Linked DNA regions of Mus musculus: region 2 is linked to region 1. The links are chromatin loops, found by intact Hi-C in ENCODE. Cell type or tissue: gastrocnemius. All regions are shown on one strand.

What was found. A loop is a pair of places that touch in the nucleus more often than their neighbours do. Peaks named below come from ENCODE experiments on the same cell type or tissue, not always from the same donor. Only the 100,000 strongest peaks of a DNase experiment are listed, where the experiment ranks them.
Region 2: it touches region 1 in a loop (3-fold over the local background); 5 of 42 quality-filtered maps call a loop at or near these places.

The regions. Positions count from the first base shown.
Region 1 is chr7:26,103,885-26,106,384 of GRCm38, forward strand. It overlaps the pseudogene Gm29920. Among named protein-coding and RNA genes, the nearest start is that of Cyp2b13, 44 kb to the left of the region's middle. In gastrocnemius, no CTCF peak of the experiment used is centred here; no DNase peak of the experiment used is centred here.
Region 2 is chr7:25,983,719-25,986,218 of GRCm38, forward strand. It overlaps the pseudogene Cyp2b28-ps. Among named protein-coding and RNA genes, the nearest start is that of Gm51474, 70 kb to the right of the region's middle. In gastrocnemius, no CTCF peak of the experiment used is centred here; no DNase peak of the experiment used is centred here.

The DNA.
Region 1 (2,500 bases):
AGAACTGAGATATCATCTTGGTGGATTTTTCCTTGATGAGTACGAAGTGTTCATGCACATATATTTTGATTATTTTTTGTTGGATGTCTATTTTATTAGACATCACAATGGCTTCTCCAGCATGCTTCTTTATTCTTTTTTTTTGTTTTTGTTGGAAAAATTTTCCAGCCCTTTACTCTGATCTATCTTCATTGCTGAAGTGTGCTTCTTGCATGAAGCAGAATTATAGATCCTATTTTCACATCAATTCTGTTAACCTATATATTTTATTAATAAAATATGTATTGTTATTTATAATGTCAGCTGATGGTAAGTGAGTACATTGATGTTAAGAGATAGTAATGACCAATGATTGTTAATATCTGTTATTTTGATGGTGGTGGTATTAATGTGTGTGTGTGTGTGTGTGTGTGTGTGTGTGTGTGTGTGTGCTTGTATGCTTTCCTTGCTGTTTTTGTTGGTATGGAATTATTCATTTCTTGGATTTTTGGGTGTAATTACCCTCCTAGTGTTGGAGTTTTCATTATAGTATTTTCTACAGGGCTCTATTTTTTGGCAGATATTGTTTAAATGTTATTGTGTTTTGAAATTTCTTGTTTTCTCCATATTCTAATTGAGAGTTTTCCTGTGTATAGTAGTCTATGTGGCTTTTGATTTTTGTTTTTTGACACTGCTAGACATCTGTCCAGGCCATTCTAGGTTTAAGAGTTTCTGTTGAGAATTTGGGTGCTACTTTTGGCCTTTTCCCCTTACAGCCTTAAATATTCTTTCTTTATTTTATAGATTTTGTGTTTTAATTTTTATGTGGTAGGAGGATTTTCTTTTCTGGTCCAAGTTAATTGGTATTCTTTAAGTTTCTTGTATGGTTATAGGCCTCTCTTTCTTTAGGTTGTAAAATTTTTGTTCTATGATTTGGTGAAAATATTTTCTGGTTATTAGATCTGGGACTATTCCCATTCTGTTCCTCTTATTTTTAGGTTTGGTCTATTCTTATTAAAATAGTATTGCAGATTTCTTGGATGTTTTGTGTCAGGAATTTATTAGATTTAACATTTTCTTTGACTGATTGTATCAAATTTTTCTATTGTATCTCCTACATCTGAGATTCTCGCTTCCATCTCTTTTGTTCAGTTGATGATGCTTCTGTCTCTTCTTCCTATTTTCTCCCTTAGAGTTTCTGTCTCTAGGATTGCCTGAGGTTTTGTTTTCTGGTTAGCTTTTATTTCCCTTTTCATGTTTTAAACATATTTTCATTTTTCTTTAACATGTTTATTTGTATTTTTCTGCATTTAATTAGAGGATTTGTTTCCTCTTTAAATGGCTCTTCCTGTTTGTATTTTCCTGTATTTCTTTAAGAATCAAGATTTCCTGTATTTTCTTAAGATTTATTCATTTTCTTTAAGGACCTCTATTATCTTTAAAAGATTGGGTTTATGGTCTTTTTTTTTTTTTTTTTTTTTTTTTTTTGGTGCTTCAGTTGTATTAGGATATCCAGGGCTTGCTGTAGTAGGATAGCTGTGCTTTGAAGGTGTCATATTGCCTTTGTTTGGGTTTTTATAGTAGCCCTTAGCCATTTGATTGTCCCTGGATGTATCTGATGTAGTAATTATTGGGAGGGGGCATAACCTCAAATTTCCTGGTATAATAGTCCTCTGGTGGGTAGCCTTGGGTTGGGAAGTAGAACTTATGAGTCAGTGCAAGTCTCCCAGCAGTTGGATATGTCCCTGGAAACAGAGCTAGTAGAGGATTGGGGTAGGGTGGGGAGGAATTTGAACAGTGGAGGTCCAGGTGGATAGCAGGCTGCTCTGTGCAGATGGACATGCCCTAGAGGACTCAGAAGGCAGGGAAATGGGTACAGGGAGGGAATTTGACCTGTATCCTTCTGGATCAGCATGTCTAATTGTGGTTGTTTAAATTTTCATAACTCAGGAAGTAGAACCATCAAGAGGTGTGGCCTTGTTGGAATAGGTGTGGCCTTGTTGGATGAAGTGCTTCACTCTGTATGTGAGCTCTGAGACCCTCCTCCTAGCTGTATGGAGCTAGATTTTTGTTTGCCTTAAGTGCAAGTTGTAGTACTCTCAGGCCCTCTAACCCCATGCATGCCTGGATGCTGCCATACTTCCTGTCATGATGTTAATTGACTGAATCTAGGGAGACAGCTGGCTGCTCCTGGCACCTGGGTATGCCCCAGCAGTCTTTGAGGATAGGGGTGTTCTTTCTATTCTTGACTCTAAAGCCATAGTCACATGGCTGAATCTGCTGAGTTCTGCTGCCTCCTGAGGCTGGACTATGGTTACTTTGTTCTATTACATCATCTCAGATTTCTGTTTTCCAAATTATTCACTGCTTAAGTTTGGCAGTCCTGAAACTTGCTCTGTAGACTGACCTTAAACTCAGAGATCAGCCTGCCTTTGTCTCCTGAGTTCTGAGTTCTGAGACCTGGCTCCTGCCTTTACTGAAGAACATGTTGTAAACAAATTCAAAGTCCCATAGTCCACAT
Region 2 (2,500 bases), 120 kb before region 1:
GTTATTGGTTGGCCATTCCCTTTCACTCTCCTCCATCCCCAATGTGTGTTTGCATTACTTGGAGACAGGATAAATTTTGGGTCTAAAGTTTTGTGGGTGGGTTGTTGTATCTATTGTTCCACTGGGGTTTCTGTCTGGCTACAGGGGTTGGGTCCTTCAGGTTCCATATCTCCAGTGTAGGGAGTAACAGCTAAGTTCACCCCCATTGATTCTTGGGTGCCTCCCTTATCTCAGGTCTCATCCTGAAGATTCTGCCCCCCCTCCTCACTTCCATCATTTAGATTTCCATTCATTTTCATGGCCATCTAGCCATCTCCTGTCCTTTTCCACACCTGATCCTGAATCTATCACTCCCTTCTCCATCCTCCCTCCTTCCCTCCCAGTCCCCCCTTCCATCTGCCTCTTATGACTATTTTTATTCTCCCTTTTAAGTGAGATTCTAGCTTCCTCACTTGGGCCTTCCTCCTATTTAGCTTCTTTGGGTCTGTGGACTGTAATACCTGGGGTACCTGTATTTTATGACTAATATCTACTTATACAAGAGTACATATCACCCATGTTCTTTTGAGACTGTGTTACCTCACCCATGATGATATTCTGAGGTTCCACCCACTTGCCTGCAAAATCCATGATGTCTTGATTTTTCATAGCTGGATAAGTATTCCATTGTGTAGATGTCCTGCATTTTCTTTATCCATTCTTCAGTTGAGGACATCTAGGTTGTTTTCAGTTTCTGGCTATTATGAATAAAGCTTCTATGAACATGGTTGAGCAAGTGTCTTTGTGGGATGTTTATATATCTTTTTGGTATATACCCAGGAGTGGAATAGCTGGTTCTTGAGGTAGAATTATTCCCAGTGTTCTAAGAAATCACCAAAATTGTTTTCCAAAGTGGTTGTACAACTTTACATTCCCATCAGCAATGAAGTAGTATTGGCTCCACATCCTCCCCAGCATGTGCTATCACTTGAGTTTTTATGTTAGTCATTCTGATAGGTGTGAGATGGAATCTCAGGGTTGTTTTTATTTGCATTTTCCTGATGACTAAGCACTTTGAACATTTCTTTAATTGCTTCTCAGACATTCAAATTCCTATGCATGTTAGGTAAGTGAATGTCATTTTCTCTGGGTGCTTCCTGCTGACACTGGTTCATCATTTTTGGGACCCAAAGAAAAGAGAATGTTGGTCAATATTAGGAAGAACAGTCTGTTTATTTGTTTTTATGGTTCTGCTAGAATATCTGGGGTTATGGAAGTACTGTCTGTGAGGCTGGACCAGGAAGTAGATTCCAAGGAAAATCCTGGATCGGTCTGTGAATGGTTTTCAAGTTGTTGGGACAGCTAGATTAGGAATAGAAGTAAAGTTGAGGAGGTTTGGGATTAAGAAAAAATATCTTGGATGTGTATTTGAATCTTTTAAGTCTTTTACGTCCTGTACTTAAGAAATGGGAGTCCTGAATTAAGGAAAAAGGGAGAGGAGATTTTACTCTGAGGAATAGACAGGTGTGTCCTTGTTGGAGGAAGTGTGTTGCTGGGGTGTTCTTTGAGGTTTCAGAGCCCATGTAAGGCCCAGTGTTCCCCTTTGTTCTTCCTGCCTGCCTGTGTATCAGGGTGTAAGCCTTAAGCTCCATGTCTACATGGGTGCTTCCTACTATAATGTTACTGAAATAACCTGAAACCACAGGTAAACTCTCAATTAAATCTCTCTTTTGTAAGAGTTGCCTTGGTCATGGTGTGTCCCAATATATTAAATCGGTGACTAAGATAGAGCACTGTCCACTTTTTGGGACATGATAGCTCCAGGTGAACTCTGGGCCCTTCTTTCTTGCAGATGTTTGAGCTCTTCTCTGGTTTCTTGAAGTACTTTCCTGGTGTACACAGACAAATTGCCAAAAGCCAGCAGGAAATCATCGACTTCATTGCCCATCATGTGGAAAAGCACAGGGCCACCTTGGAACCCAGTGCTCCACGAGACTTCATCGATACTTACCTTCTGAGGATGGAGAAGGTTAATCCTGCATTGATGAGAGAGGGGATGGGTGAGAGTGAAGAATGGGGATGTGGTCAGAGAAAAAGATGGGAGGGGACAGAGGATGGTGAGGAGAGGAAGAAACAGAGTGGAGGAGATGCAGAATATCTGGAAAATAAAGAACAGAGAAAAGGAGGGTAAATGACATAGGGAGGAGAATGACATGTCTGTGAAAGAAGCACAAGACAAAGGGCAAGGAACAGAAAGACCACAGAAGAATGAGCCTGGGAGATAAAAGACAATAAATCACAAATAAGCAAAGTAGAGAGAAAGAGAAGACAGAAGAAACCAACGGAGAGTGTTAAAGATGAGAAATACCAAGAGGTACAAATAGTGTGAGACTCACAAACAGAAAGACAGTGTTCATAACTGTGTTCATCTTCTTGCAAGTCAACCTTGACGATCTCTTCTCTTTCCCATCTGGAACTAGGAGAAGTCAAACCACAACACGGAGTTTCATCACCAGAACCT